Linked DNA regions of Homo sapiens: region 1 is linked to region 2. A link is a contact called in ENCODE Hi-C data. All regions are on one chromosome and are shown on one strand. Each heading gives the region's core, a stretch centred on a gene start or an enhancer-like site at or near the end of the contact. The rest is flanking DNA. Distances are from core to core; before and after follow the strand shown. Region 1 overlaps SS18 (SS18 subunit of BAF chromatin remodeling complex). Region 2 overlaps ZNF521 (zinc finger protein 521).

What was found. A loop is a pair of places that touch in the nucleus more often than their neighbours do. Pooled maps may share reads with other maps.
Region 1: a loop to region 2 is called in a pooled map of heart left ventricle, with 2.3 times the contacts of the local background. The contact joins two enhancer-like sites. A Hi-C loop is called at or near these places in 1 of 50 pooled maps.

What each region holds. Positions count from the first base shown.
Region 1 is chr18:26,055,902-26,060,835 of GRCh38, reverse strand. It overlaps SS18 (SS18 subunit of BAF chromatin remodeling complex), which reads left to right. Exons shown (of 11, transcript NM_001007559.3): 4 at 3,094-3,247. Among named protein-coding and RNA genes, the nearest start is that of SS18, 32 kb to the left of the region's middle. Within about 2 kb of position 3,180, at least 2 of the 41 ENCODE cell types and tissues checked have a DNase peak (open chromatin) inside an H3K27ac peak, as active enhancers do.
Region 2 is chr18:25,346,435-25,350,836 of GRCh38, reverse strand. The region is part of intron 2 of ZNF521 (zinc finger protein 521); the gene reads left to right. Among named protein-coding and RNA genes, the nearest start is that of ZNF521, 3.5 kb to the left of the region's middle. Within about 2 kb of position 2,281, at least 3 of the 41 ENCODE cell types and tissues checked have a DNase peak (open chromatin) inside an H3K27ac peak, as active enhancers do.

The sequences.
Region 1 (4,934 bases), core at 1,931-4,430, 710 kb before region 2:
TACAGGCACGTGCCACTGCGCCTGGCTGATTTTTTTTTTTTTTTTTTTTTTTTTTTTTTTTTTTGGTATTTTTAGTAGAGACAGAGTTTCACCATGTTGGCCAGGCAGGTCTTGAGCTTCTGGCTTCGAGTGATCTGCCTGCCTTGGCCTCCCAAAGTGCTAGGATTACAGGCATGAGCCACCACATCTGGCCTGGAACTCCAAAATCTGAATGACTTAGGTGTCTTTTTAAATTTTCTGTTATTTCTCTTGGTTGTCCATTCTTTTTTTAATTGAGATACAGTTTATATAAGATTTACCATTTTAACCATTTTAAAGTACAGAATTCAGTGGTTTTTAGTATATTCACAATTATGTAAGCATCATAACTATCTAATTTCAGAATGTTTTCACTACCCTAATAAAGTGAAAACTGTTGGCAGTCAATCTCAATTCTCCCCCTCTCCCCATCCCCTGGCAACAGCAAATCTACTTTCTGTCTCTCTGAATTTGCCTAGTCTGGACATTTCTTATGAATAGAATCATACAATTTATGTGGCCTTTTGTGTCCATCTTCTTTCACTTGGCATAATGTTTTCAAGGTTCATCCATGTTGTAGCATGTATAAGTATTTCTTCTTTGTGGCTGAATAATATTCCGTTGTATTCATATGCCACGTTTTGTTTATCCATTCATCAGTAGGTGGACATTTGAGTTTTTTCCAGTTTTTAACTATTATGAATAATGCCACTGTGAACATTTGTGTAGAAATTTTGCGTGAATGTGTGTTTTCAATTCTTTTTAGTATGTACCAGGAATGGAGTTGCTAGATCATATGGTAACTGTTTAAGTTCTTGAGGAACTGTCAAACTGTTTTCCACAGTGGCTGTACCCTTTTACATTTCCACCAGCATATATGAGAGTTGCAATTTCTATACATTGTTCACAACACTTGTTATTTTTCTGGACTTTTAATTTTTATGTTATTGCAGCTATCAAAGTGGGTGTTGGTCATTTATTTTTGTTTTTTAGAAAGCCTTGCAATTTTTAAGAGTGTTAGACCTTGTGGTTGAACAATTATAGAAGCTCTAGTTTGTGTTACTTTGCTCCAAAGAGAATTAAGTTTTCCTTTGGTATGTGAAGTACTAGGAGGTTACCTTGAATCTATTAAAGGTTGGTTATAAGACTTTTTAGGGCTGATCTATTTCAATTTCGACCTTACTCTTAAGGAGTAGCTGGCCCTTCTGTAGTCTCAACAGAGAGTTGGAGTTATTTATGAAGGCTCCTCTAACTTGGTGGGGCCTACACTCCAGTCTTTGTCTCCATATCAGTGAGCAGCAGCTGGAATCTCTGCTGAGCTCTTTAGCCTCCTACCTGCTATTTCGACTAGTTTTCTTGAATGTTTCCCCTCTTGTGGTCCTTTCTCTCTGGAAATTTATTCTTTAGTTTCCAGCTCTTTGATAGTCAAAAATTCTGACTCTTTTTTTTCCTTAGTCCAATTGGACTGCACTTTCTACTTGAGCTGTATTTCCCTGTTACTCAGCAAACTCAAGGAAAAAGCCAAGATAATTGTGGAGCTGGTCTTATATGCTTCCGTTCTTTCAGGAGTTGTAGCCCCTTCTGTTCCTCTTTGTGTAAGTCACTCTTTAGTGGCTTCAAACAGTTTTTACTTTTTGTCTAGATTTTATGAGTTTTATTTAGCTGAGGGTTAGTTTGATACAAGTTATTCTAGCATGGTGGTAACAGTAATGATGTTTTATTAGTTGAATTACAAGAAAATGACCTCACTATTAAGAGTGAGAACATGAATTTTTAACAGAAAATTTGGACAAGAATAGAGGAAGGAGGATTTCTGTTTTCAGACAGAAGAGGGTTAAGGTAGCCAGGTTTGAAGGATGATAAATAAGGATGATTAAAAGTTAGATAATATGACTCAAATTAGTGTTTTTTGTTTGTTTTTTTGTTTGTTTTGGTGAAAACTGAACAAGGTTTTTAAGTGTTTAAAGAATACAAGTTGGAGAAATAATATGAGAATTTAAGAGAAAATAAGAGCATTCATCTGGATTTAGTTGTGAAGAAATTAAAATTCTGATTTTAAAATGTGTGCTATTAGAGTAGACTTGTTTATTTCTGTAAATGTTAGTGATTATTAACTGTTTGGAGGTTTGAGTATTTAAATGTGATGGCCAAATAACAATGTGTATCTATTAAGTGTGCCAAAGAGAATTGTGTTCACAAAATGGAAAGGCATACAGTAACTGGCCATTTTTAAATGTAGGAGGAAGAGAACAACTGATAATACAGGAATGGACATTACATTTAGAACATCGAAGTAAAGAATAATGCCTCCCTCTCCTCCTACAAGATTAAAAATGGGGGATTGGAGCGAAACTAACCGTTTGCTTTCTCCACCAAAATATCCCTAAGAAGGGACCCAGGTGTGGCAGACCACCTCATATCTGTTTTTCCTTTTGCCCTTTTGTGAACTCTGAAGGTTAGTCAGTGGTTTTCTTCAAAATTGCATTAGGAAATTTGCCAAGGGCATCCTTTTGAGGCAGCTGTCTCTGTACCCTTGGAGGCCATCAGTAATGTTTCCAATCTATAGCAGTAGTCGGCACAAAAATGTTGAACTGTTGTCTTCATGTTTTAAAACATTCCTCTGCTGCCACTATCCTCCACCCCGAAATAGTGTAAAATATGGCACATTTTGGGACTTAGAGTCCTTTCATCATTTTTTGTTACTGTACATTTTTAGGTAAAATCCATCATTAATAAGTGTATCCAATACATCAATAATGAAAGGACATTTAATTTTTTTCACATAATTTAGATAATAATAGACACATTAGAAATGCTTAATATATAAATAAATGAGAATTTTTTGTATAGAATGTTAACATTTTAATTTTCACTACTGAGATTTTATAAAGTAAATATGCTTTAAAGTTTTGGGGGTTATTAACTATGTTCATGATGAAAATGCATTAGAAGAATTCGAAATGCATTTGTGTTTTTGTTCTTACTGCAATTTAGTAACATAAGCAACTCTTTTACCCTATGCATCTTTCGTATATTAGTCTGTTTCTCTTGTTTTACTAAACTGTCTTCTTTCAGCCACCCACACAGAATATGCCTATGGGTCCTGGAGGGATGAATCAGAGCGGCCCTCCCCCACCTCCACGCTCTCACAACATGCCTTCAGATGGAATGGTAGGTGGGGGTCCTCCTGCACCGCACATGCAGAACCAGATGAACGGCCAGATGCCTGGTAAGTTTTTCTCCTCTAAGACATTAACACCAGAGTTGCTTAGCAACTGAAACGACATGGGGGCTCAAGGGATACTAGATTGTTGATGACAAAACTGCTTTGAATGCCCCCGAGTACAAGCTCTCTTAGAGTTTGTTAGCTACAGAGCTACGTGACCTGTATTCAGTGTTTATCAGGCTGCCCTTGGGCTTTGATGTAGCTGACACACACCATTCCTCTGATGAACAGAACTGGCTAAATTTAGTCTGTCTGAAACTGCAATACAGTTGGCTTTAGAAGCTTTTTGGAAAAAAAGGCGTTGCACCATGGCTTAAGAATTAAAGTCTGTTTAAAAAAGATATTATAACATTTCCCTGAGTTTTTATTTACTTAAATATTGATTGATCTCAGAAACAGTATCACTGGGAAAAACACATGGGGAAAGAAAACAGTCTCTGAAGTGCTGGTGTATTTAGTATTTCCTTATTGATATTGAAGCTGAATCTAAATTTTTTTAATACATAGGTTTATAGCATAACATAAATATTGGAATTGATTTTAAAGCAAAAATTAAAGGCTGAAAAATAATGTAAACTTCCTTACATTATTTATACACTGAGCCATTCTCTTTTCTATTTGTCAATTTTAAGTGTAGGGTCACTAGGTTGATATGTTTTAAGACATTGGATGCTGATTTAGTTACCTTTGGCTGGTTTGAAATTTTAATCATACAAGTATCTTTACACTATTTTGTTTTTGTAACAGTAGCATCAACCCATGGCCGTAATTTTTGGTAGAATATTATCTACATTAGGTATCAGAATATTTTTACCTTCTAAGACAAAAGTTATTTTCATTGATAAAGAAGACATTATACAACTAGCAGTAATGGAAATAAAATAACAGAACAATTATTAAAATTAGTAATTGGCATCTTTAGGATACTGTTTTCTGTAGCCGATTGTGTTGATTGATAGCATTGGTGTCCAAGGATGATGGGTGCAGTAAGGAAACAAGAGAGCACAGAGCAAAAGAGGTAAGGTAGCCTGGCTTATAGAAGATTGAGGTGTGACTGATCATATAGGAGGGCAGTGGTGTTTCAGTGGCTGTCTCCTATTTCCTGCTAAGGCTTGCAACATATATGGCACACATCCAGTATGGAGGTAGGAATAAAGACATCACTGCTTTTCAGTTTGTAGTCATATTGTAGTCAAGAGAAAGCTTCTTGCCAAGTCCACATTTAGTTCACCAGGACACACTGTTTTTAGAACTGGAAAGGTAGTGATAGTGCAGGTTAGCTAGTTAGGAGTTTTGTGACTTTTTATGATGGTACTTTGAATTAGGATTTTGACTTAAATTCTCTGTGTAACATTGAAGCCTAAGGCCAAAGAAGCATTTGAGCAGCAGTACAGTTATGGTTAACATGACATTTTGGTTTTGTGTAAGGCCTTCTGAAGTATATTCTTTTATAAGCTAGTTATTATCAACCACTTATGACCTGGGTTGTTCAGAATACTATAGAGCTTCCGAAACAATAGTTAAGAATTTCTCCAGGCCAGGCGCGGTGGCTCACGCCTGTAATCCCAGCACTTTGGGAGGCCAAGGCGGGTGGATCACGAGGTCAAGAGATTGAGACCATCCTGGCCAACATGATGAAATCCCGTCTCTACTAAAAATACAAAAAATTAGCTGGACGTGGTATTGCACG
Region 2 (4,402 bases), core at 1,032-3,531:
TGCGTGGCTGCGAGGCGTGTGCGCGCGTGAGTGTGAGTGTGAGTGCGGGGGCGCGCGCGCTCCCCTCCCCGCTGAGCCCCTAGGTGGAGTGAGGGTGAGGTGTCGGGGTGGGGGGAGACGAAGACGGGAGGAGGATCCCCGAATGGGGCGGCGGTAGAAAGTGGGCGAGAAAAGACAACAACAACCGAAAAAAAAAAAGAGAGAGAGAGAGAAAGAAACGAAATTATCCGGAGAGGGAGGAAAAAAAAATATCCCGTCTGAGATCTACATCTGGGCTGGAGGAAAAAGTTTCTGTTGTGTGTTTTCGCAAAGAATAAATATGCAAAACCGTGCGGTGCTTCTTTTTTCCTTTTCTTTGGAAGAAGAAAAAAGTCATCTCGGAGGTGGGGAGCAGCCCCCGCTCGTGACAAACGTGGCCCGGGGTCCCGGCCGCCGCCTCCCGCCCGCCCGCGTCCTGCTTGGGTCCTCTCCGCACGTCGCCGGAGTAAACAGACCCCGGCCGCCGGCCGCGGGCACCGGACCCCGGCTCGGGCCTCAGAGCACCCCTCTTGGCCATTCCCAGAAGTTGACCGCCCCTCGCCCCTACTTCTCCCCGCCGCCCCTGGAGTCCTTTGCGTTTCGCGGTGGGGTCCAGCTCTCCGTCGTCCCTGTTGGAGAGGGAAGTTGCGGGGCGTGCGTGCGGGATTTTGGGGGCGCACTAGCTGGCTGCGGCGGGGGCGGGGGTCCCTGAAGTTATCGATCTGATGGCTGTGTTGGAATGTGGCGAGGAGAGTCACGTGGCGGCCTCCTCCTCCTCCTCGGCCGCCTCCTCCACCTTCGCGAGCCTCCTTCCGAGGAAATCGGGGGCGGGCGGCCGAGGGGAGCCGCGAGGTCCGGCGCTCCGAGGCGGAGAGCGGGGAGGGCGGGCGGCGGAGCGCGAGGGCCGGAGGAGGGGCGCGCGGGCAGGACGGGGAACCGGGGCGAGGGCCAGGGGGCCAGCGCTGGAGGCGGCCGCGGCCCCCGCGACCCGGAGGCGGAGGACAAAGGGCGGCTGGTGCGCCCGCCCGGGCCCGCTGGGTCCCGCCGAGGTCCGCGCGGCCCGGCCCCGCCCTCTGGTCCCCGGCGGCGCAGCATCCTCTTCCTCCTGGCTGCCGGGCCGCGGCGCCCCGTGGCCCCGGTTCCCGCACCAGCTTCCCGACTCGCCGCCGGCCCGGGGAAAAGGGGTGGGCAGGGCCCGGCGCCCCACGCCTCCCGGCCCCCGGCCGCTGTGCATTTTTGAACTCGATGAACGGAGCCCTCACCGCACACACAAAGCCCTTTCTTTCTTCTCCTGGGAAGGGACGGGGTGGGGGAGGGCCTCGCAGATTGGAACGCTTGCTTTTTTCCTAAAGCGCAGAAGTTTTAGTTCGGGAACGAGGTGAATCATTGGCATGTGTCTCCACACAGTGTGTCTGGTGGTTTCCGTCACATGGGCCCCTCATTTTTCTGGGGGAAACCTAGACCCAGGGCCTGAAAGATCCAAGTGTCGACAGTGAAAAAAGAAACGCCACGGGCGTGCGCGGGTGTCAGGGTAACGGTGGACCAGGCTCGCGCCGGCGAGACTTGCCCGAGACCCCGGCTTTCTTGAAAGTAACGCTGAGCGAAGTACCAGGACAAACCTCTTCCTAGTCACTTGGAAAGAAGAACTTTCCGAGTTGAAGTAGGATAGCGGTTAGTGCCTGTCCGGTGGAAAGGGCTCCAAGAAGCTTCTGAAACCCCGTGAAGGAATTTGGGAGGGATTTTTCTTTTCAAAAAAAAAAAAGTTTATTAAAGTTTGCACGATTGGCAGTTTTGTTCACTCGCAGCTTCTGAGCATTTGGTTCACCTGCTTTTGGAGTGAATTTACAGCGAAAGTTTGGTTGACTGTGAATGCGTTTGTTCCCAGTGCTTCCTGAAGATGATTTCTTCTCATGCACGTAGGATTTTATGGGCAGTAAAGGGAATCCGTCAGTTGACGGTATTCGCTGGGCAGGTTTGATAAGTCGAACTGCAAAATACCTGTGCAGTTCTTAGGTTAATAAGCAAAAAATGGCAAGTGAAGAATGAGTAAAGAGGACATTTTATTCTTTTATCGTCATGTTGCAAAATTATCCAAATATCTTCCCCACAAAGACAGCATCTGTTTCAACTGCTAAATTCTAAATAAAATATTTACACTAAAAACAAAGATTTAGCTTCCATATTCTGTGTGGGCGCGGAACACAGTGCTGTTCTCTCCTATCAGCTGCTTGGACAACTCCCAAAAGAGCGAATGGCCTCAGGTGGGCTGGCTGGGCTTTTGGGGATGAGAAGCTGAAGACAGGAATAAAAATAGTACAGTCCTCACTGAAGAGCGGATTGTTTTTCTTCAGGGTATGCCTTGAAAAATTCATATGTAGATGAGCTATACCAAACGAATCATTTTGATATTAGTAGCGGTTTTGAAGAAGAGGAAGGGCATTCTGGGTGGCTCTTGTTAAATACCTAGCCTTCTCTTCAGTATTTTGATTTCCCTATGTCTTCTTGGAAGGGTCTCCAATTTTTCAAAATGTGTTGTAGGAGTGTTCTGAGTATGCGGATTGTCCATTATATCATTCAGAAGGTCACACTTGGATCATAGAAAAGCCAGAGAGGTGTTATTATGACCTGTGTTCTGGTATCATATTAGTAGTAATATGCAGTGAACAACACTTTGCTATCAGCAGGTATAGAAAGGCAGTCCTGTTGTGTTTCTTCATTTATGAATAACTGATTAATAGGTTTGCAATTAAAAGATAAAAAGTCTGATTTTATTAGATGAGTGACAGTATTTCAAAACCATGTAGATTATAGCCAACTTGAAGGAGGCATTGGAAACCATGAAAATGCAATAGGCCCTTCTAAATAAAACATGAAGTTCTGCACTGAATTTCCAACTTCTGTCTTACATGCATACTAGTACTTTAACCAACAAGATGTAAAAGATATTGCTGACATGACTGTCAATTTGATATAATTTGAAACTTGTATCTCAGGAAAGTCATTTACCTAAGGCAGATAAAAACATGAAGACACAATGTCAGTTAGGTTTGGAGTCTGTATTTTCAACCAAATGCTTAAAAATACAGATTACCAGGACATTTCTATTAACAGTTGAATTTATTGTGTGAATTCTCATAATTTAGTACCCTGAAGGAATAATTATGTTTACTTGAAAAAGTATGCTGGGTTTTTTGTTTGTAGGAAACTTCAGTGTAATTGTCCTAAGAATCCATCTCCTGAGAGTAGGTACCATATTTCTAGCTTCAGTGGAGCAGGTCCTGGTTGGTCTACTTACCTCCTCTAAAGTACATTAAACCTGTTAAACACCGAAAAGATTCACTTTTCTATTTGTAAAAGCTGGAAATATATTTTGAAACATGGAACTCCTTTACCCCTCCTGCCTTTCAAAGCCCTAGCATCAAAATTCTATCAGCCCACATACAAAGTTGACAAACTTATTCTGTCCTTATGGTACGAATCTTCTGGATAACCCCTTCTATTTAATGAAATAGAGAATTGAAGCCAGTTATTAGAGGCATGGATGGACAGACAATTAAATGAGTCACTCTTTCTGCCCCATTTATATTATTTGGATATTTGTCTCAATTCCTGAGAGTAGACATGGTACTTGAGTAGATTACCTGACTCAAAATAGTTCTCCTGTCAGCTTATTTTTAGAGGCAGCAAATCAGTTGCATCAAATTGGTCAATTGTGACCTATTTCTATTTTTCTTGCTGGCTATTTATTCTCTTTCTTGTGGTGCCTCTCTGATGGAAGTTTCTCGGCCATTTTACCTAATAACAAACAATTTTTTTTTGAAATTTACTCCAAAAAGCACTGTAAAAAGGAAAAAGTGGTCCACTATATAAAGGTGTGATATATTCAGTAAGAGCCAAGTTATAAAGCTGGGAAGGAGAGAGGGGAGCACTTAGTCATTTAGATGGCCAAGTTAAACACAAGACACAATTAGGATATCTGAACCCTCAGGTGTTCATAAACCCATACCAGGGACCTCTGGAGAGGAGTGGTGGGAACCAGGGAGAAAGAGAGCCCCAGAAGTGCCTTGTTTAACTTGGCCGTCACAGTAGCTAACCCTTTGTAACTTGGCACATTTTGAAGTTATCACACTTGTGATTGACCTTTCCCCCATTTACCTTCTTTTGTACTTAGGAAGGTTTATTTTATTTTATTTTTGAGTAGAGTAATTTATTTAGAAATGTAATAGAGTGGCAAAACTTAGTCTGCAATTTAAAGAAGAAATGTAAACTATAGAATTTGAATGTAAAGGCAATGGATTTTAAGCCTGAAACCTTTTGAAAGTAAGAAAACCTGTGTATTAGGCTGTATTCTCTAGTGGAAAAGCTCTAAAAATTGTAGGTGTTA